Regions from separate parts of the Homo sapiens genome. Here all the other regions are linked to region 4. Evidence: chromatin loops called from intact Hi-C (ENCODE). Cell type or tissue: PC-9. All regions are shown on one strand. Each heading gives the region's core, and the rest is flanking DNA. Links, peaks and the distances in the headings are about the cores only. Region 1 has its middle 16 kb from the start of RTL6. Region 2 has its middle 23 kb from the start of SHISAL1. Region 3 holds the start of LINC01656 (long intergenic non-protein coding RNA 1656). Region 4 holds the start of LOC105373059 (a long non-coding RNA gene).

Region 1 (7,275 bases), core at 719-5,718, 69 kb before region 4:
GAAATGGTGGGTCTGAACTCTGTAGCCCGTCATCACTTGAAGGGCCACAAAGCGCGTCTCGCGAAATCCACCCCCTGCAGGAGCTCTGCCTGGTGACAGGGCTCAGGACCCCTCTGCTCTCAGTTCTGTCCTCACCTTCCCTCCTGGGGAATGTCTTTCCAGTGTATGGGTTTCCTAATTCCCTTCTTGTTTCTTCCCAATCACTCTTCTTCTACCAGGGGAAGCCTCTTCTCTCTCTGAACTTGGATTTTGAACAAAAGCCAGAAAGTGTTCCTGGGAATTTTCTGCCTCTTGCCCACCACACCCTTCCCTTCTACCTGTAACTAGAGAAGCCTGACTGAGCCAGACTCAGTGGGATTACATGGCTCACGCCTCTAATCCCAGCACTTTGGGGAGCTGAGGCAGGTGAATGGCCTGAGGTCAGGAGTTTGAGACCAGCCTGGCCAACATGGTGAAACCCCGTCTCTACTAAAAACACAAAAATTAGCTGGACATGGTGGTGGGTGCCTGTAATCCTAGCTACTTGGGAGGTTGAGGTAGGAGAATCCCTTGAACCCGAGAGGCGGAGGTTGCAGTGAGCCGAGATCGTGACACTGCACTCCAGCCTGGGTGAGAAAATTAGACTTCATTTCAAAAAAAAGAAAAAGAAAAAAAAAGAAGCTTGACTGCACAGTGCTCACCTGAGAGATAGGAGAAAAAATACATGATTAAAAAATGCTAATTAATGCTTTAACGATTACTCAGCCACACACATGTTAGACTTGCATGAGGGTCCATTTAAGGAAAGATAATGAGTAGAAGGCTACAATTCTGTTCTAAAAATGAGGAAAGCATGATCTTGGAGCCACACTGCTTGGGTTTGAATCTGGGCTCCACCCCTCACAGTCATTCACTTCCTATGTAACCCACTGGGCACTTCACACTGAGCCAAACACTTCCTGAGCATTTGCAATAAACCTCTTGAGTGAAGTGCTGTTATTACCCCCTCCTTTGAACTGTGTAACTTGAGCAGCCTACGTATTACAAACTCTGTAAACCATCAGAGGCTATACAGGAGTGTCATCACCACCATCATCACCATCACCATCATCACCACCATCACCATCATCATCATCACCATCATCACCATCATCAACATCACCATCATCACCATCATCACCATCATCATTATCATCATCGCCATCATCACCATCATCATTATCACCATAATCACCATCATCATCATCATTATGCTAGAAGAGACGTTTCTCAAACATCTGGATGATACCTGGACGTGGCAGACATGGATCCAAGATGATCTCAGATAGGTTTGGGGGAAAGAGAGAGAGAGAAGGAGAGAGAGACAGAGACAGAGACACAGAGAGACACGAGCGAAAACTGGCCATATCAAAAGTAACAATCGACCGTGTGGAATGCATTTCCCAGCATGAATTCTGAGGCATCTTAGGCCTAAAAGAAGACCAGAGAAGCGGCTGGGCGGGGTGGCTCATGTCTGTAATCCCAGCACTTTGGGAGGCCGAGGTGGGCGGATCACAAGGTCAGGAGTTCGAGACCATCCTGGCTAACACAGTGAAACCCCGTCTCTACTAAAAATACAAAATATTAGCCGGGCATGGTGGCGCCTGTAGTCCCAGGTACTTGGGAGGCTGAGCCAACAGAATGGCCTGAACTGGGGAGGCAGAGCTTGCAGTGAGCCGAGATCACGCCACTGCACTCCAGCCTGAGCAATAGCACAAGAATCTGTCTCAAAAAAAAAAAAAAAAGAAGACAGAGAAGCATATTCTAATTAACTAGTTTAAGAGGAACTTAAGCTAAATTTCCTTAGACATCCTAAATGGACATTGGCCCTTTTCACATTCTGAGAAAATTTCTCAGGAAAAAAAAAAAAAAAAAGAAGCAGGGAAATTTACTTAATCCATTACTTCCCAGGTTTCATTGCTGTGGAACACGGTTTCTTACTGACACCGGTGACAATCTAAGAAGCGTATTTTGTAATGTGTAAATTAAAATGTGGCTCCTTCCTCACTTATTAGGAGCTGCTGGCATTGGAAGAAGAAATGGTGAAACTGTAATGAGAAATTAATGAATAAGAAAGAAAACTGAGAGAATACTTTAAACCAACAGCTGATGCTTTAAAAATAAATAAGTTCAACAGTTAGTCTCTGACAAATCTAATCAATAAAAAAAAGAAAACAGATTAAATTAAGCAGAAGAAAGAGGGTGTGATCAATGCAGAGAGGATTCTCAAAGCCTGAGATGAAACTACGCACGGTTCTATGCTGATCAATTAGAAAATCTCCATGAAATGGACAGGTTTCTGTTCCCTCCCCAAATGATTAAAGCAGAAGTAGCTTATCTGGGAAAAAAATGCTATTTCCCATCTCTGGTACCCAGTGCCAGAAATTCCAGTCAATTAGACTTAATAAGTTGAGGGAGTGAGCTTCCTCAAGCAGGAGAGACAGACACTCTTATCTGCCAAGGACATGTTTATCTAGCTAGATCATGAATAATTGAGAAGTAGAGTCACAGGAAAAAAGGACAAAACCCAGCACGAGTCAGATAGAGACTGTCAAGGTAAATGTGATAAAATTAAACTAAGTAGCTATAACAAGAGATGTATAAGACCTGTTTGAAGGAAAATACAAAACTTGATTGTGGAACAGGGTTGAAACTGGAAGGAGACAAATGTCAGAGAGCACTTCCTCTCCACAGTGACCCTGCAGTTGCACAGCCACATGAGTGTGTACAACCTTCAACGGAGCATGTGTATTTACATGCAGTGCGATCTTCCCTTGGTATCTGCAGGGTTGGTTCCAGGACACACCTCCACCCCCACAGAATCTGAAGATGCTCAGGTCCCTTACTTAATGGTGCAGTATTTGCATATAACTGACACACACCCTCCAGTATACTTTAAATCATCTCTAGATTACTTATAATACCTGATGCCATGTCAATGCTATGTAAATAGTTGTTATACTGTATTGCTTTTTTTTTTTTTTTCTTGAGACAGAGTCCCGCCCAGGCTGGAGTGCAGTGGCGCGATCTCGGCTCACTGCAAACTCCGCCTCCAGGGTTCACGCCATTCTCCTGCCTCAGCCTCCCGAGTAGCTGGGACTACAGGCACCCACCACCACGCCCGGCTAATTTTTTGTATTTTTAGTAGAGACGGGGTTTCACCGTGTTAGTCAGGATGGTCTCAAACTCCTGACCTCGTGATCCACCTGTCTCGGCCTCCCAAAGTGCTAGGATTACAGGCATGAGCCACCGCGACTGGCCTTTTTTTTTTTTTTTTTTTTTTTGAGAGAGTCTCTCTCTGTCACCCAGGCTGGAGTGCAGTGGTGTGATCTCAGCTGACTGCAACCTCCACCTTCTGGGTTCAAGGGATCCTCCTGCCTCAGCCTCCCAAGTAGCTGGGATTACAGGCACCCACCACCACACTCAACTAATATTTTGTATTTTTAGTAGAGACGGGGTTTCACCACGTTGGCCAGGCTGGTCTCAAACTCCTGACCTCAAGTGATGCACCTGCCTTGGCCTCCCAAAGTGCTGGGATTACAGGCGTGAGCCACCGTGCCCAGCCTCTTAATTGTTTTTAAAAAGTCAGCTGAGGCTTAGCATGTAGAAAGCCACAAAAGAACACCACTCCTAACCTAACGGTGAGTAAAGGTACAAAACTGGAATTTTTCTTGAGCCCATGAGAGAGCTAAGATTACAAGGAAGTAAATTCCAAATAGTGCCCAGCCCCATCGAGGAGAGATAAGACAAGGCACATGAATTGTGGCGCTGTTAGCAGAGCATGAGAAAACATAGGGCTGCTGGAAAGACAGAAAAGGAGCAAATGGCTAAAATAGTAACAAATTCCTATGGGCTGAATATGGGATACTGTGACCCTCTGGAATAAGTGGGAATCCAGACCCTAGCGGAGGTCATCTCAGTCCCCTACAAACTCTTTCCCTCCTCTGAGTGCTCACTGGGAATATTGGAGACAGGCAGGACAGCATCAAAAGCTGCCACTTCTTTGATGCACAAACATGAAAAACAACACCTTTTCCCAGACCCTTCACTTATATAAAACAAGAGCTCCAGGCCACTGGGGGAAGGGCAGGAAATCCTCCCAAGGCCCACAAAGATCCATAGCTTCTGGGGAATAGAAACAAAAGATAGTTTTCATCTTAAGAAACTTGAGGGCCAGGCGCAGTGGCTTATGCCTGTAATCCCGGCACTTTGAGAGGCCGAGGTGGGTGAATCATCTGAGGTCAGGAATTTGAGACCAGCCTGGCCAAAATGGTGAAACCCCATCTCTACTAAAAATACAGAAATTAGCCAAGCATGATGGTTTGCACCTGTAATCCCAGCTACTTGGGAGGCTGAGGCAGGAGAATCACTTGAACCCGGGAGGTAGAGGTTGCAGTGAGCCGAGATCGCACCATTGCACTCTAGCTTGGGCGACAAGAGCAAAACTCCGTCTCAAAAAAAAAAGAAAGAAAATAAATGAAATTTGAGGCTGGGCGTGATGGCTCACACCTGTAATCCCAGCACTTCGGGAGGCCTGGGTGTGAGGATTGCTTAAGGCCAGGAGTTTGAGATCAACCTGGGCAACACAGCAAGACCCCATCTGAATTTTTTTTAACTGTAAAATAAGTTTATTGGTGGTAACGTGATAGAATTTATTCCCAACATCTGATATTACAAACTTTAGGGTCCTTGAGATATGCAGATCCTTGTATGTAACTGGCATAAATCCCATTATTTGAGCTCTCTTAATTGCTTCTGTGATTTCTTTCTGTTTCTTCCCACAAAGACCTATAATGTACCTTCCATAAATGCCTCCAGTAAATGGAGAAATAAAGTGGGACAAGAGCTGTACATTCTTATCATCTACACGCTTTCCACACAAGATACAATTCTTTTTTTCTTTTTTCTGTTTGAGACAGAGTCTTGCCCTTGTCACCCAGGCTGGAGTGCAGTGCATTATTTGAGTTGTTTTTCTCATTCAGATACAAAAGTTTCTTCTAGATGGCTCGGGGTAGCTGGCATGCTAAGGGTACTTCGCTCTCACACTCCACTCTCCATGCCCTAAAAGCTCCCTCAGCACTGACGGCACCAGTGTCTTCTCTTCTTTTCCTATTTAATAGCTTTGTTGTTTGTGATTTTCATAATTTAAGTGAATTATGTGTAACGAGTTTATTGAGGAACCTCAACTTGTTGAGACTATAAATAGACGCAATTTTATTTCTTGCCAACTCCAATCCATATGGGATCTGTTGAAGCTCTCTTTCCTGCTAGGTAGGAGGTCCCTTAATGACATCTTGGCCAGATTCCAAGGTTTTCTTCTCATTTTCTTTTTTTTTTTTTTTTTTTTTTTTTTTGTTGAAAAGGAGTCTCGCTCTGTCTCCCAGGCTGGAGTGCAGTGGCGTGATCTCTGCTCACTGCAAGCTCCACCTCCCGGGTTCCAGCCATTCTCCTGCCTCAGCCTCCCCAGTAGCTGGGACTACAGGCGCCCGCCACCACGCCCAGCTAATTTTTTTTGTATTTTTTAGTAGAGACAGGGTTTCACCGTGTTAGCCAGGATGGTCTCGATCTCCTGACCTCGTGATCCGCCCGCCTCGGCCTCCCAAAGTGCTGGGATTACAGGGGTGAGCCACCGCGCCCAGCTGGTTTTCTTTTCATTTTCGTCTTTAGAACAGCCTCTTGGTGTTTAAGACTAAGCCCTGTCTATTTCTAAAGAATGTTCAGCTCAAACACAATTCAAGACTTGTGGCCAGAGTTCTCTGTGGCTCTTGCGGCTTGGAGGAGCGGGAAAGGGCCCCTCTGGACTCAACGAAACTGTTTGCCTCACCAGGCTGTGTTTATTCACGTGTTGGGATGGCTCAGAGAGGGCGCAGGGAGAGGGCCCTGGCAGGGTGGTGGCCTCTCCCACTTTCCCATCCACCGCTGAGCATGAGAAGATGTCGGCTCCCACCTGGGCCCTCCCAGGTGGCTCTGGTCCATGATTTCACCTGGCCTCCTCTCCTGGCTGGCCCTGGCTGGTGGTGGTCACACCGCAGTGCTCTGATGCATGAATTCTTGTGTGCTCCCCACCATGGGGATCCCACAACACCGTGGTTCCCTGTCTCATCCACCTTCCTGGGGCAGCAGGCAACTGGAGGGTGGGGATCCAGCTTCCATAGATTCTGGAAAAGGAAACTAAAGGGGTTGATGCTGGCTCCCCTTGAATGAGAAACCTCCTCTCCCTCTGAGTCCCTTAACCCATGGTTCATGGGATGAAGGCAGGTGGGGAGTCCACTGGCCAACCAGACATGACCAGAATGCACTTGTCCCCATCTCAGAGGTGCCTTCAACCTACATGAAGTTCTCAAAGCCCACTCTCCCCTAGCTTTCTCCTATGAAGGAGAAAACAGTACTTACCACCAAGCCTCCATGGTAGCCCCCGGACAGATCACTCCCACAGTCCCATCTTCTGCACGTAAGGACTCACACCTGGTGTTTTTTGGGGGGTTTTGGTTTCTGAAATTTTTTTTTTTTTTTGAGACGGAGTCTCACTCTGTCACCCAGGCTGAAGTGCAGTGGCGTGATCTCGGCTCACTGCAATGTCCGCCTCCAAGGTTCAGGTGATTCTCCTGCCTCAGCCTCCCGAGTAGGTGGGATTACAGGCACCTGCCACCATATCTGGCTAATTTTTGTATTTTTAGTAGAGACAGGGTTTCTCCATGTTGGCCAGGCTGGTCTCGAACTCCTGGCCTCAAGTGATCCACCCACTTCAGCCTCGCTAAGTGCTGGGATTACAGGCATGAGCCATCGTGCCTGGCCAGAGCTGGTGCTTCTTTCCCTTTCAGGGGATGTCCACAGTGTGTGCTCCTGAGCAGTTGGAAGTCTTCCTCCAGCCAGTAACTTGGGGGCCCAGGCCTCCTCATTGCATGAACCTGCTGCCTTCACAGCCTATTTCCAAGGTCACCCTGTCCATCAGCTTGAATCCAGCCAGTGAGAGGGACAGGATCCCCACCTACATTCCATTGGCATGTTAGTCTAAGCATTGAGCCGCAGCTTGTCGTTGAGGGGGCAGAGAGATGTCATTGAGCTTTTTGCCCAGGAAGAAGAGAAAACGAGATCAATAAAGAACCAGCCCATCTATGCAACATTTGGGTTCTGGGAGAATGGCAGGTCTAGGAATTCCCTTCAAGTGTGGTAGCTGATGGTCCGTGGGCAGCTCTCCAGGTTCAGAATACAGCCTGTTTACTGCATTGCATTCTCAGCTTCGGGGCTTCGTTATCA
Region 2 (7,275 bases), core at 1,691-6,690, 210 kb before region 4:
GGCCGGGAGACCTCTGGTGTAAAGAGATCTCGTGGGGAGAAGGTTGCAGCCTCCTCGAGGGCCCCAAGAGAGAATGGAGATGAGGATCTTTTATCGATTCCGCATTTTAGGAGGGAGAAGGGAGCCCCTGGAGGACTGGCCCCAAGATCCTCCCACCTGGGTCTCCTGAGATGGTGGCCCTCATTTCATTTTTCTAAGCATTGATGGAACCGCACCAGAAACTGGGCTGAGCCCTTTATACTTGATGTATTCTTTATGCTTTATTTGTTCCTCACCACAGTGCTGGGCAGCGTCCTCCCCACTTCACAGCAGAGGTGCTGGGACTCAGAGAGGTTAGGACATCTGCTCTGAGCCACACAGCCAGCTAGGGGCAGAATCGGGGCTCAAGCCCAGGTCTGCCTGACGTCCAGGCCCAGTCCTCCAGCCTTGGCCCCTCACAGGTACCTTAGTAAACATCAAGAGAAGGCACCGAGGGCAAGTGCTGCACCCTCTCCTTACTGAGGAGGAACCAAGACAGCGGGAGGTGCCTGGCAACAGCTTGCGCGTGACCCACTGATGGGGCTGGGAATCCAGATGGCATTTCCGATGCCACATCCTGGGCCCCTTTCAAAGATAAGAGGGAGGCTCAGCCTCATGCCCGAGGCACCCAGCTGGACAGTGGGAATGGTGCTGGGGCGCCCACCCTAGGAAGCCTGCACTGTTGGAGTGCCTCAGTTTCCCCACCTGTCTCACAGGTGTCCATCCCTTCCTGTCTTCAGTGGACCTGGCTTGAGCAGCTGCCCAAGCAGGACACAATCTCCCTCCAAGGGAGCCGATGTGGGCCCTGCTCATGGGAGGGGCAGAGGGACCCCATGAATGCCCCAGCAGGGCGAGGTCAGGGTCACAGTGAGGGTTCAGGGAGGCAGTGCCTGCTCAGCCACAGGGGCAGGCAGTGTTGCCCAGTGGGAAGGCTCATGGGATTTGTAGCAAGGTGGCACTTTGTCCCTAATTGGCCAGGTGGCCTTGGGCACGGCACAGAAGCTCCCTGAACGTCAGTTCTCTTTCCTAAAGAGGTCACAGCACTGCCTCCCGCATAGAGTGTCTCGAGGACTAAATGAGACTGGGCCCATGAGATACTTCTCCTGGCGCCTGGCAAATATCCCAAGAGGGGGACGGAGGAAACTGAGGCCAAGAGAGGCCATGGAACAGGTAGAAGTGCCCGGTGCTGGTGGTGGCGGGGCTGGAAGGTGCCTGCCAGACTGTCCCGTCTGATTTTGGCTGTTATGCTGGAGAGGTGCCTGTCATCTGTGCCCTAGCAGGGACCGTGTCTCAGGCTCTCAGTGCCAGGGACACTCAGCGTTGAGGGATGCGGGCTGAGCAAGGGGAGGAAGTGTAGGGGTGTCACAGCAGGCCGCCTGTGTTGCTGGGATGGGGTGTGTTGTGTGTGTGGTGTCTGTGTGTGTGGTGTATAGTGTGTGTATGTGTGTGTTGTGTGTTGTGTTTGTTGTATGAGTGGTGTGTGTGTGTTGTATGTGTGATTTGTATGTGGTGTTTGGTGTGTGCATGTGCTATGTGTGTTCTGTGTATGCGTATTAAATGTGTGGGGTGTATGGTACATGTGTGAATATGTATGTGTGTATGAGAGAATCTGAATGAGTGGTGTGTGTTTTGTGTGTGTGGTATGTGTGTGAATATGAGAGTGTGTGAGTGCTGTGTGTTTTTTGTGAGTGTGGTATGTGTGTGAATATGAGAGTGTGTGAGTGGTGTGTGTGTCTTGTGTGTGTCATATGTCTGTGTGGTACTGTATATGAGGTGTGTGATGTATGTTTACGGTGTGTCTGTGTGTTATATATAGTGTGTGGTGGTGTGTGTGGTATGTGTGAGATGTGTATGTTTGTGAGTATACCTAGGACTGTTGAAAGTGTGTGCTGTGTGTGTGTTGTATGTGTTGTGTGTGTACGTGTGTATAAGAGTGTGTGTTGTGTGTTATATATGTATGTTATGTGTGTTGTGTGTCATGTGTGGTATATGAGTATAAATGTGTGTGTTGTATGTGTGCGTTGTGTGTATGTGGTATGGTTGGTGTGTGGTCTGCGCTGTGTATGGTGTGTTTGTGAATGTGTGTGTATGTGTGTGTGTATGAAAGTGTGAGCAGAGTGTGTTGTGTGTATATATGAAGATACGAGTGTGATATGTATATGTGAGTGATGTGTGTCAATGTGTGTGTCTCAGGCTGTGTGTGTGTGAGTATGAGTGATGTGTGTGAGGGTTTGAGTGGTGTGTGGTGGTTTGTGGGGTGTGTGGTGTGTGTGAGTGTGTGAAGGTGTGAGTGAATGGTGTGTGGTGGTGTTTGGGGGGTGTATGAGGGTGTGAGTGGCGTGTGTGTGTGAGGGTGTGAGTGCTGTGTATGGGGCCTGTGGTGTGTTTGTATGTGAAGGTGTAAGCAGTGTGGGGATGTGGTGTGTGTGTGTGTATGAGTGGGTGTGTGTGAGGGTGTGAGTGGTGTATGTGTGTGAAGGTGTGAGTGCTGTGTGTGTGCTGTATGTGGGGTCTGTGGTGTGTTTGTATGTGAGGGTATAAGTAGTGTGGGGATGTGGCGTGTGTGTGTATATGAGTGGGTTTGTGTGAGGGTGTGTGTGGTGTGGGGAGTGCCAGTGTGTATGTATGTGTGTGAGGTGCGAGTGAATAGTGTGTGTGGTGTGTGGTGTCTATGTGTGTGTAAGGATGTGAATGGTGTGTGTGGTTTTGTGTGTGTGGTGGGGGTGTGTGAGTGTGTATGTGAGTGTGCGTGAGGGTGTGAGTGGTGTGGGTTGTGTCTGTGTGAGATGTGAGTGGTGGTGTGTGAGTGTGTGTGAGGGTGTGAGTGAATGGTGTGTGTGAGGTGTGAGTGGATGGTGTGAATGAGTGGGGTGTGTGCTGTGTGTGCTGGGGTGTGCGATGGCTGTTGGCATGCGGGGGTGGTAGAATGAGGCATCTCCCTTTTTGGGGTGCGCATGTCTGGAATCTCCATATGGTGAGTGTGTCGGTGCATGTTTCCACGTGTATGTGTGGTGGTGTGTGTGTGTGCATGCATGTGTGATGTGTGTCTGTGTATGTGTGGTAAGTGTGGTGTATGTGTGGTTTGTGTCTGTGTATCTGTATGTATGTGTGGTGTATCTGTGTATGGTATGTGTGGTGTGTGTTTCTGTGTGTATGCGTTGTGTGTGTGGTGTGTGTATGTATGGTGTGTGTGTGGTGTGTGTCTGTGTGTGTGGTGTGTGTCTGTATATCTGTGTGTATGTGCGGTGTGTGTATCTGTGTATGTGTGGTGTGTGTTTCTGTGTGTCTGTGTGGTGTGTGTGTAGTGTTTGTGTGTGGTGTGTGTATGTGTGCTGTGTGTGTCTGTGTCTGTGTGTGTATGTGTGATGTGTGTGTGTCTGTGTGGTGTGTGTCTTTGTATCTGTGTGTGTATGTGTGTGTGTGTGTGGTGTGTTCAGGGCATGTGGAAAGCGTCATCATTTAGTGGAGCCCCTCCCCCTCATCCTCCCTCCCTCCGCCCTTCACCTGCCACTGGGTGGGGCTCTGTGCCTGTCCCAGGTAGTGCTGGACACCCACAGACCAGAAGAGGTCCCTGCCCCAAAGAAGCTCACTGTCGGGTTGGTGACGGCCCAAATGTTAAGGCTCTGTCACTCCATCTCCTACAGGATGAAACTCCATCCCCTTTTCCTGTGCCTGTGGCCCAGCCCACCTGCCCAGCCTCCTCTGCAGTGAGGTGCCGGAGCTCCAGCCATGTCAAACCTGCAAGGCACGGTGGCTGTCCTGGGCGGTCACTCCATGGCCTCCTCATAACCCCATGACAGGCCCACTATGTGCTGGGCTGGGCTGCCCTCCGCAGTGCTCCCAGGGCCCTGCACCTTCACCTTCTGTCTCTGGCATGGGCTCGCCTACCTTGGACAAAACTACTTTGCCTCCCTGAGCCTCAGTTTCCCCATTTGCATAATGGGAATGACCTCAAAGGGTCAATGTGAGGATTAGATGAGAGACAAGATCATAACAGGCAATGGTCCTGTTGATTAACCCAAAATAAATGAATGCTTGGCGCTTCGTGGGTACTTGGTCTCATCAACATCCCTTCTGCTTTTCCAGGAGGCCGAGGGGTCGGCAGGAAAAAGGGTGGACTTTGGAACTGAATGGATTTGGGTTTGGATCTCTGTTTGGCCACTCACCAGCTGTATGGCCTTGGCCAAGGCCGTTCACTTCTCTGTGCACTCGTGTCCTGTGCTGCCCCAACCAGATGACCACCCACTTTACAGTTCCAGAGTCTGAAATCAAATGGGTATCCCTGGGCCAAAATCCAGGGGTGCGCGGGGCCGCTCTTCCTGGAGGCTCCAGGGGAGGAGCCTCCTGTCCCCTTCCAGCCTCTAGTGGTACCCTCAGCTTGCGGCGGCATCACCCGGCCTTGGAGGGCAGCATCTTCAGATCTCCCTGCACTCCTCTTCCCACAGCCTCGGGGCGGATGCTCCCTCTGCCTCCCTCTTATAAGGATGCCTGTGATTGCATTAGGGCCCACCCTGATCATCCCAAATAATACCCCCATCTCAAAATCCTCCACTCAACCCCTTCTGCAAAGTCCTTTTTTCCCTGCTTGCCGTATAAGGTAGCACTGGCAGGTTCCAGGGATTAGGATGCGGATATCTTTGGGGGCAGGGGAGCACTCTTAAGCCTTCCGCCCTCCAGGCATCTGCCGAGGCAGGTGAGGGCGTAGGCTCGGGGGCTATTGTGTGAGTCCAGTGAGACGGAGCATGTAAGCATGTAAGCTGTCATCCACGGACCATTCAACAAATACTGCTGCGTCTCTGCTCCCGGCTGCGCTGGAGGAGGCATGTGCAGGTGACTATGCAGACTACCCTGGGAGACATTCCCCTGCCCCATTTCTGGGCACCTACTGCGTGCCAGGCCAAGCCCGACACCCCACATCTGTCGTGGCTTCATCCTCCATCCCTATTTACTATTTCTCTGACTTCGGGAGGCCTGCTCCCCCGCAAACGCGACTGCTCACAGGGCGGCCTGGCGATGACTCATGCTCTCTCCCTTGGTGGAGAGCAGCCTTTTCAAAGGGCTGGCTGGGGAGGGAGCTAAATTTAAAGCCAGGCTTCCCGAGAAGATCACCTGCCACATCAAAATTGCAGCCATTTAATCGGGAGTCGGGGACAGGAGGCATCGCACCCTCTTTCCTTTCTGAGAGGGTGGTGCTTGGAGGCCAAGACCCTGGGGCGGGCAGGGTGAGGGGGCTCCGGTTTGGTGCGACCAGCTGGTCCCAGGTCTCGACACGTTCCCTCACCTTCCCCCGCTTCCTTGCGGAGCAGCCCCCCACCCTCCCAAGGACCACCCCCAGCCCCTTCCTCCTCCAAGGGGTCCAATCCCCCAGCCCCCATTTCCTAAATTCAAAATCGAGGGCTCAGAGAGATTTCGATGCACCCTGCCCCCTCAAAGTCCTCCGGCAAGGGTGTGGCCAAGCTGGGCAGTGCCCTGGACTGGGTGGCTGCTCTGCTCCTTGGGTAGGGTGGACAGGGCGGGGTCAAGTTGTCACCTCTTTGAGCTTCTGTTTCCTTATTTATCAATCAATTCCAGGCAGGAGGAAGCACTTTGGTGGGCCCTGGAGGGCATTGTGTTCACTCCACCTGTCTACCTGGGAGGAGGCGGAGGCCGTGAGGTGGGGAGACTCAGCCCAGGATCCTGGGAGGGAAAGAGGAGCCAGCCAGCAGCCAGGCCTCTGCCTCCCAGCCCTGGCCTCCTCTGAGGTGTAAGGCTGGCTTGCTCACTGCCGCCCTTGTGCCTTTGCCAGTGGGTGAGGCTGGCTGGCTGCCTGTCCCTGCTCCTGCTCTCCCAACTGACCACAGGAGCCTCGTGTCACAGCAAAGCCATGGCTTCCCTGTGGCTACAGGGATGGGTCACAGGGAGGAAGGGCTGCCCACTGGTTAGGGGTGCTGGCTGTGGGGTCAGAGCTGAATCTGCATCTTGGCTGCTGCTGTATTGTGAGTCTTGACTGCTTGGGGCTGGGTACGTAGTAGTTGCTCTGTGTGCAGGCATCATCGCCATGGCTGACTGCGGTCCCACAGATTTGGAAGGTGTGGTGAGCTGGGTGCCGGGGTCCGGGAAGCTCGCAGGCCAGATGCACTGCACAGATGCCAGCAGTGGGGTTTGCCAAAGGCCATCATCTCATCCCTGGGGGTTCCACAGTCTCCCAGCTCCTCCTCTCTGGCCTGCCCACCTGCCTCTTGGTCACAAGTGTAAACACAGGTTTCTCTTCCAGGCCTGGCAAGGAGGCAAGAGGCGGCTTCTGTCTGCAAACAAAGTGCATGCAGCAGGCCCAGCTCTAAGCCACACCATGACCCCCCTCCCCAGTGTTTCCCTGTAACTACACTGCACTGTGAAAGGAACTTTGCAGGTGTCACAAAGGTGACTGATCAGCAAACCTTAAGAGGAGATGATCTGGCTCAGCTGACCTTGTCACATGAGTCCTTTAAAAGCAGAGCATTTTCTCTGACTGGTGACAGCAGCTGGGGCCCAAGAGACCCCGGGTGAGAGGGGTAGGCATGAGGCAGTGCGGTGCAGGGGTCTCAGGGCAAGGCAGTGAGGAGCTAAGAGCCCCCAACCAACACCAGCAAGGACACAGGACCTCAGTCCTACAGCCACAAGGAGCTGGATTCTGCTGACACCCCCAGATAAGCCCAGGAGCCTCCAGGCGAGGGCCCGGCCCTGCTGATACCTTGAGGTCAGCCTTGTGAGACCCTAAGCAGATAACCCACTGAGCCCACGCAGACTTCTGGCCTCCAGGACTGTGAAACAGCAGGTGGGTGGTGATTTAAGAGTTCAAGTTTGTGGCAGTTTGTTACATTTTGCAGCAATAGAAATACCCACGTCCTCAGCAACCACTCATGCTACTGCCTTTTTAAAGGGGTGCAGAGCCTTACAGCCCATCCTCCACTGTCCCTCGAGGGGACAGCCCCTGACCTCGCCACTCCTCTGCTTACAGACCTTCCATGGGTACCTTCAGGATGAAGTCTGAGCTCCCGATGGTTGGGCATTCAACGTGGGAAAGAAAAGACATCGTCTCCATCAGTTTGGAGAAGATTGGCTGCAGGGGCCCTGCTATGTGCTGGGGGCAGCTGAGTCTCACAAGGGACTGAGCTCCCAGGGAAATGCCTGGACTCCAGAGGCTGCTGTGCAGACCTGTCTGTCCCCCCGAGTCCTAGGGCTCAGGGCCCATGGAGATGCCCCTGGGTCAGGGACCACCGAGCAGCCCAGGCACACTGG
Region 3 (7,275 bases), core at 1,664-6,663, 110 kb before region 4:
GTCGGGGGAGAATGGGGATGAAGGTGGGGGCCCTGGTTTCCATACCACCCACAGCAGACTCTGGCTCGGGCTTCAAGAGGGCAGGGACCGGCCCTATGGTGCGTAGCTGGTTCTGCGCTTCAAACACGCTGGACACTGGCCCTCCCGTTCCATGGTCCTGCTCGCCACTGTGGACATGGGAAAGGGATGTTTACAGCCCTGTAAGAGCCTCTTCCAACCTGCATCTGACTCTCCCTCCTCAAGGGCAGGAGGAAGGGTCGCCCAGGAGAGCAGGCCCAAGTCCCAGGGGCCTGGGAGCGGGCTTACAGTGGACTCCTAGGACAGTGCTCTGTGTGGGAGTGGTCCTGGTGAGAACTGCAGGAGCCCGAGCTGGCCTCTGTCCCTCCTGGAGCCCTGCACACCTGGTGACAGGCCCTGGGGATGGAACTGTCTGGCGTCAGGTCAGCAGACGCTCCCAAGGGCAGAGGTTGCATCTGCGGCCAGGGCACATCAGGTGGCTCTGTGCACCACGAGCCCAGGGCCAGGCCAGGCATGTGCTATCGGGGCAGAGGCCTTGCGGCCCCCATCAAGAGTCAGCTGTCTGGCCCCGAGCCCCCTCCCTGCTGCCCCAGCACCCTGACTTCCAGCACCACCATCCCAGAGGGGCCTGTGAGACTCAGCTGCATTGAGTGGCCTGAGGCCAAGTGTGCAAGGCCCTGGGGAGCTGCAGAGGGAGCCCCCAGGAGAATGAGCCTGGGGCCAGGGCGGGGGCCGCCCCATCTTCCTCCCTCGTGCCTCTCCATGAAAATCTGCTCTCACAGCCTCCCCAGCTCAGCTTCCCGCTGTGCAGGGGCAGAGACTGGGGCTCTGAGCAGCCTCAAGGACATGGCCAGGGGCCCCCCAGACCCCAGCACTCTGCAACCCTCTCAGGGCTTTAGAGCTGGCCACGGCCCTCAGAGGGCGTGGTGGGGGCTCTGGGCCAAAGAGGGCAAACACTGCTGAGGGGACAAGGGGATGAGATGGGTCTCCAGGGGTCCAGGAGTCACTGTGGCCTTCAACCTTGGCCATAGCCACCTCAGTGAGTGACGGAAGCGAAGCCTTCCCTATGGGTGAGGTAGGGTGGACGGGGAGTGTAGACAACACTCCCAGAGGCCCGGCTGAGAGAGGCAGAGGCACAATGCGAGGAGTGTGGGCGGGGCTTCCTTAGTCTGGGGACCCCTGAGCATGATGCGGGCGCGTAGACATTGCTGAGATGGGAGTGGGTGGGGGGTCAGTCTCTCTCCATCCCAGGGCCCAGCACCTCCCTCCTCCCATCCTGGGGACTCCCGGATCCTCATGCCTTGGTGTCCCCTCCTGGCGGTTCTTTCTTGTTAACGGTCAGTTCTGCACCCTGGGGTCCAGGCCCCAGCACCTCCACATGCCTGGAGATCTTGCCTCCTGAGTGGCAGAGATGATATGCCAGCAGGGTTGGCATCGGGAGGAACCTGCTGGGTTCAGCTCTATTTGTTCTGAATTACCATAGGAGGGAGAGCAAATGGGACCAGCAGCACTGGGGGGGCAGGTGTGATGGACAGGCCTGGGAGCCACACCCTGGGAAATGCCAGCCACAATGGCCCCACAGAACAGGCCACAGCCTCCAGCCCCTGCCCTCCCCCAGCCATGCCTCCTCCGCAGCCATCAGCCCTTGCTTCAAACTGTGCCTCTCCCCAACACCCCCAGCACCAGGAGGAGTAATTTTCCTAATAACCTTTGGTGTCTCTGACTTTTAGCCTCTAGCAGCCACTTCTAAGATTTACCAGGATTTCCGTGGACATGGTTTGACAATTTCCTCGAGGAATTAGACAGTTCAGTTGCAAAACTCAATTTATCTGAGAGCCGCACGTTCTGGTCCCTGAGCCACCAGGCACCTCCTCTCGCCAGCTCTGCTGTTGACAGCAAAGTGGCCGCCCTGAGTGGGGACCTGCCAGGGGCAGCTCGCATGTAATTCAGGGGCTTCTTTGAGGACGCCTGAGAAGTACATAGCATCTAAGACTGTGTTCTCGGTAATGAGGGTTTAGAGAAAAGCAATTCTGGAGCAGGCTCCAAGAAATTGAGATAATTTCGCTGGGAGATGAGAACTGAAACATGACCCTGCACTGTGTGGCCTCGGTCTGGAGGCAGGTGACAGGGTGACGTGACCACCCAGAGGGCCCTTAGATGACAGACAGGGCGAGGCGGCCTCCTTTGCCTGGGTGGCTGCAGGGTCAGGACCAGGACCACAAGGAGAAGGTGGGCCCAGCAAGCCCAGAGGACACAGCCACCAGGACTGTCACCCACTCCTGGGGAAGGGCGGGTAGGAAGGAAAGGGGTAGCTGAGGAGATACAAGAGGCAGAGGGCGGCAGGGAGTGAGAGGGAGGTGGTGGGAGCAGGGAGGGCAGGGGAAAGGGCCTCAGGCCAGTCCTGGAGGAAGGAACTCCCTTCCCCGGTGGTGGCCATGAAACTTCCCTTTAGAATCCTGCTGGGGAAACTGGCTCTCTGAACTATTTTTTTTGTCTGCGCTATTTTTTTTTTCTGTTCTTGGGGCTGTGGAAGGAAGGTGCTGTCTCCGGGGTTGTCAGAAAAGTCCAGAATCCTCCTGGAGTTGAAGTCTCTCTGCGGGGCCAGGATGGCGAGGAACTGGAACCCTGGAGCCTGTCATGTTACTCCAAGGCTGACTAGTCCCAGTCCCCAGTGAGAAGCAAGGTGGGCCTAGCTGTACCTGGAGCCAGACTCCTGTTCTGGGGAGGGGAACAGTCACCAGAAGGAGAAAGTGACAGAAATGCTCAGCTCAGCCCCCACCAGCCGCATGCATGTGTGGCCCCTCTCGGTCCTCCAGTACTGCACCCCTGCAAAGGGAGGCTGGTGGTGTCTGCGCACATACACGCACATATGCACACACACAGACACATGCACATATGTGCTCATGTGTGCACACACACTCACACACATGCATGTGTGTACATGCACATGCATGATTCTGTCGGCTGCTTTCCAAGCCCTGGTATTGTGAGTGCTTCCAGGCTTCCAGTAGTAGTCAGACAAACCGCTTTGTGAGCCTCCAATGAGATCCTGGGGGTGATGGGGCATCTTCATGGAGACTGGTGGGTGGCGGGTGCCCACTGCATGGAAGATTCCGGTCCTTCTCCTACTTTTTCTCCCCAGATTACTGGGAGGCTTAAACAAAGCCAGGCTAAGGGAACACGGCCCGCCCTTGGTGCACCTTAGTAATGTTATCCTCACTGCTAATGTAATGGCCCCCAAGTAAATGAAGAGGCTTCTGACGTCAACATTGCAGGAGAACCTGATACAGGCGGTGGCCCGGCTTGGAATGAGCAGAACAACCTAGACCCGTCTGGCTTTGGGAGTCAGAGGCTCGGCTTCAAATCCCAGCTCCACCTTGGTCACCTGCAGGACCCTGAGCCGTAGAGGATTAACCCAGTCGGCGTGCAGGGGGCGTGGCCTGTGCCTCACTGCAGGTACCCCTCCTGTCCCTCCCGCAGCACTGATGACAGGCCGGCTGTGCTGGGCACCGAGAATGCACCGGCCCTGCTCTCGCAGGGCCCACAGACCAGGGAGGGAGGAAGATCATAAATAAATGAAGTGAGCAAGGCACCGTGCATGTATTCTACCAGTGTCTACAGAGCCCATGCTCTGAGCCAGGCACTAGTCTAGTAAATAAACATCGCTAACGTGTTTCAGACACTTGCCTTATCCTCCAGCCTCAACCTCTGTTACCCATGAAGTCTCACAATAGGCCTAGGGGGTGGCCCTCTTGTAACCCCATCTTACAGGAGAGGAAACAGAGGCCCAGAGAGGCTAAGCTCCTTGCCATGCTGTTAGGCAGTGACGGAGCCTGCACCCATAATCGGTATGCTGCCTCCTGCTGGATGCTAGGGGGGTCTCCAGGGGCTGAAGCTCATGTGGTCCCTGCCTCCTGGAGCTCAGGCTAGTGGGGCCTGGAAGAAGAGGGGCAGGGCCCTTCCATCTGTTACAGTGAATTCCAGGTGGGTGAGATCAGGGAAGGCTTCCTGGAGGAGGTGATGTTTGAGCCGGGATCTGAAGGTCAGGAAGGAATTAACCAGGTTCAGAGGGAGAGAGAATCTACTCCTTCTACTCATGCTACCTATTCTTTGACACCCCCTCCAGGAAGCCCTCCTTGCCCTCTTCCAGACGGAGCTCCCACACTACAGCTGCACTATCTCTGTCTGTGCCCGAGTTCCCACCAGACTGTGGAACTCCCAAAAGGCAGTGCAGGGGGCTGGCTCCTCTGTGTCCCCAGCACCACCCAGCCCCGGGCACGGGAATCAGAGGCTGAGGGACGGCAGGCTGTGTGGGCTGAGGTGGGAGGGCGGCATAGCCGAGGGGCCCGTTTGTCACACTGGCTCCAGGTGCACAGGGTGAGACACTCAGGAACCCTGCTGCTCAGGAGAATTTTAGGCCAATGACCTGCCGGCCCCTGATTAGCCCCTGATGTTGCTCTGTGTCAGGCAGCGCGCCAGGCAGATGACCCCCTCTTTGACCCCAGGAGAGGCTGGAGTAAGCGTGTCTCCAGCCAGGACGTGCAAATGGCATGCAGTGGAGGAAGCCAGGGAGCATGAATTGCTGGGACCCAGCTGTCTGTTCTGGAAGAGGGCATTTTTCCCCCCTGCCCATGTTAACTTTATCCTTAGCTTGTACCCAGAACTCCACCGCTGTCTATCGGTTGGGCAGACAGAGGCTGCCTTGCCTGGCTGCCAACACGAAATGGCATTTTGCTCGAGGTGTTCCTCCTCCCTCGCCTTTCCCTGCCTCTAAATTCAGAGCAAAGGTAGCATGAGTCACGACTCATCGACACGGTGAGGGACAAGCATGCTCCGCCAGGGAGGGGCTTTGTGCGGTCTGAACCGGGGACTGCAGCAAACGATCGCGCAGCGGGGACTCAAGCCCCTGATGGTGCCAGAAAAATATAACAATAACAGAAATAAACACCAAACCCACAAAAGCTCAGTGCAGAAGGCCCAGAGTCCAAGAGCGCCCATGTACGCAGGCCGGCCAGCTGGGGGATCTTGGGCAAGATATCCTTGAGGATAAAGATATCCCTTTTTAACTTCAGTTTCTTCATCTGTAAAATGGACAGGATAATACTTATACCTACTTCATAGGATTATTGTGCTGACAAATAAGTGAGTATCATATGCCCAGCACCCACTAAGGTTCAGATGCAATAAATGGTAAGCCGTACTGCCATCATTCAGATGCTCATGAAAGCCTCTGTGTCTGTCACCAGCTAACCATGGTGACCTGAAATGAGCCTTGGAAACCTAGGATGGCAAGGAATGGGTCTAGTTTGTGCCCTGGTGTATTACCAAGACTTTCATAAATGGCATGGGAAAATTACCCCTGAAGATTTATGACCACAAGCCAGCCCTCAAACAAGTTCATAGGGACAATTGACACTTCCAGTTCTGTGTGCAAAAACCTCAGGCTGAGAATTTAGATGAAAATGGCTTTCTCTAGACTTCTCACAAACAAATGCAAATCCCCCTGGAGCAATTAAGGTGACATTCCAACCACAGGAGCATCTTACAGCTGAGAGTCACTAAACACACGAGGAAACAGGGCACCATGAGTAAGAACCAGCACAAACCTCACCTAGCTGAATCAGATCCACAGAGTCCCCAGATAGCAGAATTATCAGATGAGGAATGTAAAATAAGTCTGTTTACTACAATTAAAGACACAAAAAAGAGGAGAGTTCAAAATATGAGTTGGGAACAAGAGATTCTAAAAATGGACCAGGCATGGTGGCTCACGCCAGTAATCCCAGCACTTTGGAAAGCTGAGGCGGGAGGATCACTTGAGGCTAGCAGTTCAAGACCAGTCTGGACCACATGTCAAGACCTCATCTCCATAAAAAATTTCAAAATTAATAGGGCATAGTGGTGCTTGCCTGTAGTCCCAGTTGCCTGGGAGGCTGAGGTGGGAAGATTGCTTGAGCCCAGGAGTTTGAGGCTGCAGTGAGCCGTGATCACACCACATACTCCAGCCTGGGCAATGGAGCAAGACTCTGTTTCTAAAAAATAAATAAAATAAAATAACCAAGAAGATTTGAAATAGAATCAAATAGAATTTGTAGAAATTAATAAAATGGTCATTGTGTAAATTGGTGTGATTACTTTGAAAACAATTTGGCATTATCTAGTAAATGTGAAGATGAGCACTCGTAGTTAGTTCCCTTCAACATTTTTTTTTTTGTTTTCTTTTGAGATGGAGTCTCGAACTGTCGCTCGGGCTGGAGTACTGCAACCTCAGCCTCCTGGGTTCACACAATTCTCCTGCCTCAGCCTCCCTAGTAGCTGCGATTATAGGCGCACACCACCACACAGGGCTAATTTTTGTATTTTTAGTAGAGACGGGGTTTCACTATGTTGGCCAGACGGGTCTCAAACTCCTGACCTTGTGATCCACCCGCCTCAGCCTCCCAAAGTGCTGGGATTACAGGCGTGAGCCTCCGCGCCCGGCCCCTTCAACATTTTTTAGAGAATCTCCTGCCCATGTACACCAGGAGACACATCCCAGATGTTTCTGGGAGCACTGTTTGTAACAGTAAAACAAACACAATGAAACTTTTTTTTGTTTTTGAGATGGAGTCTCGCTCTGTCGCCCAGGCTGGAGTGCAGTGGCGCAATCTCGGCTCACTGCAAGCTCCACCTCCCGGGTTCACGCCATTCTCCTGCCTCAGCCTCCCCAGTAGCTGGGACTACAGGTGCCCGCCACCACACCTGGCTAAAGTTTTTGTATTTTTAGTAGAGACGGGGTTTCACTGTGTTAGCCAGGATGGTCTCGATCTCCTGACCTCGTGATCTGCCCACCTCGGCCTCCCAAAGTGCTGGGATTACAGGCATGAGCCACCGTGGCCAGCCACACTTTTTTAAAAAAAGAAAAGAAAAAAAAGAGGGAAGGGAAGGGAAGGGGAGGGGAGGGGAGGGGAGGGGAGGGGAGGGGAGGAAAAAGAAAAGAATGTTTTCACAGCAGAGGTGTCTAGTCCTGGGAGGGGCTGGTTTGCAAGGGAGTGAGCCCCCCCATCACTGGTGGGAAGGTGAGTTGAGACTGATGACTACTTGTGAGGACGCTGTGCTCTGAGGTCTCATTTGTGCTAAGGTTCCGATAGCTGGCCGGGTACAGGGTCCCTGTCTGATATAACTCCTGAGACCCTGGCTTTGGACCAGGCACAGGGGCCATGCTCCGTGGACATCTGAATGAATGAAAAAAATGAATGAACAAAGTGGTTGCAGGCA
Region 4 (7,275 bases), core at 1,397-6,396:
ATGCCCGACCTGGCTGTCCTTCCCAACCTGGACTCCCATGCCCCCTTGTTGCTCTCTGTCCGCCTGTTGCTTTCTAGCTGTCTGGACGTCGGTCCCCACCTCACACTGAGATAGCTCAGGATTGTTCCTGTCTCATGTCTGTGGCCCAGGGCCTGGGCCACCTGCCCTCAGCATTCATTAAGCTCCATAAACATGAAAGAAGTGACCGGGCTCAGGCCCTTGGCTGAGAAGCCGAGAAGACTCAAGGCTGCCTCGATCTCTGCTCCCTGAAAGCGCCGGCCTCCCTGGGCTCCTCTTCGGGCCCTGGCCTAGCAAAGGCAGCTCATGAGGAAACAGCCGGGGGCCCCTCTGCCCTGGCAGCTGTGAGGCTGAATAACGTATCAGCCTTTTCCTGGGCACGTGGGTAAAATATTTCAATGGAGACGAGATTGTTCATCAAAGTTGGCATCACGCAGAGTTTTGCTTTGCTCAGGGCACCAAGAGAGTTGGCCTTTCTTAAAAATAGAGGTATCAGTATCGGCTCTCCATCCAGCCCAAGAGGTTGGTTTCAAATGCAAATCCCATCCTTGTACCTCCCGCAGGCCCCGGAAACCCTTCAGTTCCGTTGTCCAGGTCAGGGGTAAAGCCCAAGCTCCTGCTGCTGCCTGCCATGGGTGGTGGGTAACTGCGCCTGCAGGACCCAGCCCTGCCTGGCTCCCAGGCCCCTGCCCTCCCTGAGGAAGTGACATTTGATCTGAGACAAGCAGAATTTTTTTCCTTTTTTTTTTTGAGATGAAACCTTGCTCTGTCACCCAGGCTGGAGTGCAGTGGGGTGATCTCGGTTCACTGCAACCTCTGCCTCCTGGGTTCAAGTGATTCTCCTGCCTCAGCCTCCCAAGCAGCTGGGATTACAGGCACCACCATGCCTAGCTACGTTTTGTATTTTTAGTAGAGACGGAGTTTCACCATGTTGGCCAGGCTGGTCTCGAACTCCTGACTCATCCACCCGCCTCCACCTCCCAAAGTGCTGGGATTACAGGCGTAAGCCACTGCATCCCACCAGAGATAAGCAGAACTTAATCCCCAGAAAAGGGAAAGGAAGAACATTCCAAGCAGAGGGGAGAGAATGGGCAAGGGCCCTGAGGCGGACAAAACCATTCACTGGAAGCATCGCTCATCTTCCCAGGTCCGAGGAAGACTCTGACCCGCAGCCCCCCTTGCACTAAGGTAGGGCCATGTTCCTGAGCTCTGCCCAATGGGATAGGGTGGTCTGCACAGCCAGGCCATGCCCAGCTCTCTCCTCCTCCTCCTCCTCACTGGAGAACATGAAAGTGGCCTGGCTGGGTCCCTGAGTCACTGTATGGAGGACACCACCCAGGAGAGTTACCGGCTTGTGTTAAACCTTTCGTGAGAAAGCAAGCAACTGTGGCCGGGTGTGGTGGCTCACCCTATAATCCCAGCACTTTGGGAGGCTGAGGCGGGCAGATCACCTGAGGTCGGGAGTTGGAGACCAGCCTGACCAACATGGAGAAACCCCGTGTCTACTAAAAATACAAAATTAGCTGGGCGTGGTGGTGCATGCCTGTAATCTCAGCTATTCGGGAGGCTGAGGCAGGAGAATCGCTTGAACCTGGGAGGCGGAGGTTGCAGTGAGCCGAGATCTCACCATTGCATTCCAGCCTGGGTGACAAGAGCAAAACTCCATGTCAAAAAAATAAAATAAAATAAATTGCAAAATGTCTCTTTAACAACTCATCTAGAGTCCATGTTGTACCAATATTTTGGATATATTGAGTTAAATAAAATGTATTATTAAAATACTTTTACCTATTTCTTTTCTAAACGTGGCTGCTAGAAAACTTTAGCCACAAACTCTGTATGTGGCTCAAATTCCATGTCTATTATAGTGCTGGTCTAATCCACCCACTTTATTTTACAGATGGGAAAAGTAAAACACAGAGAGGTTAATGAACTTGGTCAAGGTCACACAGAGGCGTGAGAGTTTGGAGTTCTCTGTGAAGCTGAGCTGCTTCACAGGTTTACAGAAAAAATCTGAAGTTCCACTCATGGCAAAGAAAACTTCTGAGCGGTAGGCCTCTCTTGCTGGGATTGAAAGCAACTGAGGCTGAGCGATCTGCAGGTGTCTGCCTGAGAACAAGGGTGGCTTCTCCCACCAACGGGCTTCTTAGAGAAAGGAGAAACACAGAGGTGGTCAGCAGTGAGGACCATGGGCCTCAAGGCAGTGAGAGCCCGGCTCGGGCCCCAGGCCGTAACTCATATCTGAGGATCACAGAGACAGGAGGGAGCAGACGTTGACCCTCTCCTTCCCCACCTTCACTCCCCACAGCAGTAAATTAGAGATCAGGTGGCGACTTGCCGAGTTGATGCAAGAATGCAGTGTGATGTCTGTTACCGACCAGGTCAGAACCCAGCTCAAACTGACTTAAGGAAAAAGTGCAACTTACTGGCTCCTAAAATGCAGAGGGCCCTGGATTGACCAGCTTCAGGCATGGCTTGACCCAGATTCTCTTGTGATGCCAACAGGGTCTCCCCTTCCTTCACCCTGACAGGGTCAGGAGAATCGCTTGAACCCAGGAGCAGAGGTTGCCGAGAGCCGAGATAGTACCACTGCACTCCACCCTGGGTGACAGGGTGAAACTCAGGCTGAAAAAGAAAAGAAAAAGAATCAATCATCAGTGTTCACATCGCAATGACTATGAAAATGCTATTCACAGCTGATCGCAGAGTACACTATGCTATGTACACTTCCTTAAACAACATTTTGTCTTTCTGAAGTTAATATTCTTTGCTTTGTTTTGTTCTTAGCTTGTTCCCAAGTTCCTGTTACCAAACTCCCTATCAATTGTCTACCCCTCGAAGCATTCCCTTCTCGAAGCTCTCCCCTGGGGCCCCCAGCAGGCTCAGGCTCTCGCCAGACTGTGGTCCACAGTGCCTCGGTGCAAGCTGGTGCCCCAGATGCTCCTTCTCCTCTTTCCTGAGTGGGAGTGTCTGTGTCCATTGTCCTATATCCATTGTCATACAAGCCCATACAAAGTGTTTGCTATATTGCAAAACTCGAAATATCTTTTTTTTTTTTTTGAGAAGGAGTATCGCTCTGTTGCCAGGCTGGAGTGCAATGGAACAATCTTGGCTCACTGCAGTCTCTGCCTCCCAGGTTCAAGCGATTCTCCTGCCTCAGCCTCCCGAGTAGCTGGGACTACAAGAGCACAACACCACGCCCAGCTAATTTTTTTTTTTTTTTTTTTTTTGAGACAGCGTATCACTCTGTCGCCCAGGCTAGAGTGCAGTGGCGTAATCTTGGCTCACTGCAACCTCTGCCTCCCGGGTTCACGCCATTCTCCTGCCTCAGCCTCCCGAGTAGCTAGGACTACAGGCGCCTGCCACCACACCTGGCTTTTTTTTTTTTTTTTTTTTTTTTTGTATTTTTAGTAGAGACGGGGTTTCACCGTGTTAGCCAGGATGGTCTTGATCTCCTGACCTCGTGATCCACCTGCCTCCCAAAGTGCTGGGATTACAGGCGTGAGCCACCGCGCCTGGCCCACGTCCAGCTAATTTTTGTATTTTTAGTAGAGACGGGGTTTCACCATGTTGGCCAGGATGGTCTTGATCTCTTGACCTCGTGATCTGCCTGCCTTGGCCTCCGAAAGTGCTGGGATTACGGGTGTGCGCCACCGTGCCCAGCCTCGAAATATCTTTATTCTACTCTCCTAGCTGATCAGTGGCTTGAGTGGTTATCCTAGGCCCAGTTCAGTCCAGGAAGAGAAGCCACAATGAGCATTGTGGGAGGAGGGGCCCATCATAGGAATGAGACCTTGCACAATCCTAGGAAGAGCAGGGGAGCGGAGCTGGGGAGGAGGGGAGCGGGAGAGTCAGGAAAGACTCAGCAGCCAGCCCTCCTGAAGCCTGGGGCAGGAGGCCAGCTCGGAGCTTGCAGGAAAGTCATGAGAAAGTCACGCACATCCAGCTGCACGGGTCAGGGCGCCGGGGGAGGTCTGGCCAAGAGGCTGCAGGAGCTGCTGCCTCTGCAGCTGCCACCTCTGTGGGGAAGCCCAGGGCCACTGTCGGGGCAGCAGGGTCAACGGTGGGGAGCATGAGCAGGACCCAGGGTGAGGAAGAGTGCGGACACCCTGGAACTCACGGAGCACCTGTGCAGCGGTCTCTCCCCATCTCCGATCACAAAGTCGCTCAGAGGAGCGCAGCCTGCTTGCTTTTGCCTGCCAACAGCCCGCGAGTTGTCAGCCTGCCATCTAAACAAACCCCTTCTCACTATATTTAACTTCCTAATAAAGACAGCAATGAAATCAGGCTGCTTCCTCACACGATGCAACTGTTCCTTATTAAAATCGAAAGTGCACTAACCTTCTACCCTCCCAGCCTCAAAAAGAGACTTTCTCCATCTGCGAAGGGGGCAATCCCCCTTCTGGCTGAGTCACTCCCTCTTTGACATCCTGTGACTTAAGTATCAAGACGTAAGGCCAGTCACGATGAACACAGCTTATGTGAGATAGCAGGGGAATGGAAGAAGGAAATGATAATTGGTTAATATGGGGGCCGGGCGTGGTGGCTCATGCCTGTAATCCCAGCACTTTGAGAGGCTGAGACAGGTGGATCATCTGAGGTTAGGGGTTCAAGACCAGCCTGGCCAACATGGTGAAACCCCATCTCTACTAAAAATACAAAAATTAGCTGGGCGTGGTGGCAGGTGCCTGTAATCCCAGCTATTCGAGAGGCTGAGGCAGGAGAATCACTTGAACCTGGGAGGCGGAGGTTGCAGTGAGCCGAGATCACACCATTGCACTCCAGCCTGGGCGATAAGAGCAAAATTCCTTCTAAATAATCATAATAATAATTGGTTAATGTGATTGAAAATGTTAGTAACAACAGCATAAAGTGTGAGTACTCCTAACTGACCCCCTTCCCTTCCACCACCGCTCACATGGCTGTGCCTGGTGTGTAGGGCCTCCTCTCCTGTATTCATCCGGTATTTCCTCTGCCCAAAGCAAGCACTGCAGCTGGATTCCTTGTCTAGTGTGGTGACTATGCCTTTGGTGATCCCTGGCATTGCTATTGTCATTGTTTTGGGGCGCCAAAAACCACGGCAAACTTAATGGAGGAATATCGTGTGTTCTCTAAGGGTTCCGCCCACCCATCTTTCCCTTGTCTCTCTTCCTCTCCTCAGGCCTCTTTATTCCCTGGGACACAGTAATATTAAAAATAGGCCAATTATAACCTTACAATGGCCTTTAAGTTTTCAATGAAAGGAGGAGTCCACATCCCTCCCTTTAAATCAAAAGTTAGAAATGGCTAAGCTTGGTGAGGAAGGCATGTGAAAAGCTTGAGACAGGCCAAAAGCTGGGGCTCTTGAGCCAGTTAGCCAGATTGTGAATGCAAAGAAAAAGTCTCACTCTGTTGCCCAGGCTGGAGTGCAGTGGAGCGATCTCAGCTCATTGCAACCTCTACTTCCCAGGTTCAAGCGATTCTCCTGCCTCTGCCTCCCAAGTAGCTGAGATTACAGGCACGTGCCACCACGCCAGGCTAATTTTTGTATTTTTAGTAGAGATGGAGTTTCACCTGTTGGCCAGGCTGGTCTTGAACTACTGACCTCAGGTGATTCGCCTGCCTCAGCCTCCCAAAGTGCTGGGATTACAGGTGTGAGCCACCGTGCCCGGCCAAGAAAAAGTTATTGAAGGAAATTAAAAGTGCTACTCCAAGCCGGGCACAATGGCTCACACCTGTAATCCTAGCACTTTGGAAGGACGAGGTGGGTGGATCACCTGAGGTCAGGAGTTCGAGACCAGCCTGGCCAACACGGTGAAACCCTGTCTCTACTAAAAATACAAAAATTAGCTGGGCCTGGTGGCGCATGCCTGTAATCCCAGCTACTTGGGAGGCAGAGGCGGGAGGATCGCTTGAACTTGGGAAGTGAAGGTTGCAGTGAGCTGAGATTGCACCACTGCACTCAAGCCTGGTTGACACAGTGAGACTCCTCTCCGGAAACAAACAAAAAAAAAAAGTGCTACTCCAGTGAACATAGAATGCTAAGAAATTGAAACAGCCTTCTTGCTGATGTGAAATTTGAGTGACGTGGATTGGCAGATCCCAGCAGCCACAGCATGTTAAGGAAAGAGGCCGTCTCCTTAACGTAAAAGCATAACGTGGAGCAGCAAGTGCTGATGGAGTAGCTGCAGCAAGTTATCCAGAAGATCCAGCTGAGATCATCGATGCAGGTGGCTACACTAAACAACTGATTTCCAATGTAAATAAAATAGCCTTCTATTGGAAGAAAATGTCATCTAGTGTATAGCTAGAGAAGAGAAGTCAATGGTTAGCTTTGAAGCTTCAGAGGACAGATCGACTCTCTTGCGAGGGGCTAGTGAAGCTGGTGACTTTAAGTAGAAGCCAATGTTAATTTGCGATTCTGAAAACCTTGAAAATTCTAGGACCCTTAAGAATGATGCTATACCAGCCGGGTGCGGTGGCTCACAGCTGTAATCCCAGCACTTTGGGAGGCCGAGGTGGGCAGATCACCTGAGGTCAGGAGTTCGGGATGAGCCTGGCCAACATGGTGAAACCCCGTCTCTGCTAAAAATACAAAAATTAGCCAGGCATGGTGGCAGGGACCTGTAGTCCCAGCTACTGGGGAGGCTGAGGCAGGAGAATTGCTTGAACCCGGGAGGCGGGGGTTGCGATGAGCCGAGATCACGCCATTACACTCTAGCCTAGGCAACAGAGAGAGACTCCGTCTCAAAAAAAAAAAAAAAAAGAAGAAGAAGGATGCTATATCTACTTTGCCTGTGTGCTCTATACATGGAACAACAAAGCCTGGTGACAGCACATCTGTTTACAGAATGGCTTGCTACATATTTGAAGCCCACTGTTGAGACCTACTCCTCAGAAAAAGATTCCTTTCAAAATAGTACTGTTCATTGACTCTGCATCTGGTCACCCAAGAGCTCTGATGGAGATGTATAAGAAGAATGTTGTTTTCATGCCTGCTAACACTTCATCCAGCCAGGCACGGTGGCTCACGCCTGTAATCCCAGCACTTTGGGAGGCCGAGACAGGCGGATCATGAGGTCAGGAGATCGAGACCATCCTGGCTAACACAAGGAAACCCCGTCTCTACTAAAAATACAGAAAAAAATAGCCAGGAGTGGTGGCAGGTGCCTGTAGTCCCAGCTACTCGGGAGGCTGAGGCAGGAGAATGGCATGAACCTAGGAGGCAGAGCTTGCAGTGAGCCGAGATTGTGCCACTGCACTCCAGCCTGGGCGACA

What was found. A loop is a pair of places that touch in the nucleus more often than their neighbours do. Peaks named below come from ENCODE experiments on the same cell type or tissue, not always from the same donor. Only the 100,000 strongest peaks of a DNase experiment are listed, where the experiment ranks them.
Region 1: it touches region 4 in a loop (2.3-fold over the local background); 5 of 110 quality-filtered maps call a loop at or near these places.
Region 2: a loop joins it to region 4, with 4 times the contacts of the local background. A loop is called at or near these places in 6 of 110 quality-filtered maps.
Region 3: a loop joins it to region 4, with 3 times the contacts of the local background. A loop is called at or near these places in 5 of 110 quality-filtered maps.

The regions. Positions count from the first base shown.
Region 1 is chr22:44,478,812-44,486,086 of GRCh38, forward strand. It overlaps the pseudogene MRPS18CP6. Among named protein-coding and RNA genes, the nearest start is that of RTL6, 16 kb to the right of the region's middle. In PC-9, for the core only: no CTCF peak of the experiment used is centred there; DNase peaks (open chromatin) are centred at 3,700 and 4,200; H3K27ac peaks cover 2,381 bases.
Region 2 is chr22:44,332,789-44,340,063 of GRCh38, forward strand. No RefSeq gene overlaps it. Among named protein-coding and RNA genes, the nearest start is that of SHISAL1, 23 kb to the left of the region's middle. RefSeq lists enhancers at 4,779-5,542, 5,543-6,306. In PC-9, for the core only: a CTCF peak has its summit at 3,567 (motif pointing right); DNase peaks (open chromatin) are centred at 5,053 and 5,653; H3K27ac peaks cover 363 bases.
Region 3 is chr22:44,441,091-44,448,365 of GRCh38, forward strand. It overlaps LINC01656 (long intergenic non-protein coding RNA 1656), which reads left to right and starts at 2,237. Exons shown (of 3, transcript NR_109966.1): 1 at 2,237-2,311; 2 at 2,552-2,701; 3 at 3,294-3,698. RefSeq lists enhancers at 2,837-3,566, 3,567-4,296, 6,914-7,275. In PC-9, for the core only: CTCF peaks have their summits at 3,850 (motif pointing left) and 4,062; DNase peaks (open chromatin) are centred at 4,441, 4,791 and 5,571; H3K4me3 peaks cover 1,170 bases; H3K27ac peaks cover 3,101 bases.
Region 4 is chr22:44,546,968-44,554,242 of GRCh38, forward strand. LOC105373059 (a long non-coding RNA gene) reads right to left here and starts at 2,643. Exons shown (of 3, transcript XR_938300.2): 1 at 2,445-2,643. RefSeq lists an enhancer at 3,484-4,011. In PC-9, for the core only: no CTCF peak of the experiment used is centred there; DNase peaks (open chromatin) are centred at 3,834 and 4,474; H3K4me3 peaks cover 1,859 bases; H3K27ac peaks cover 3,562 bases.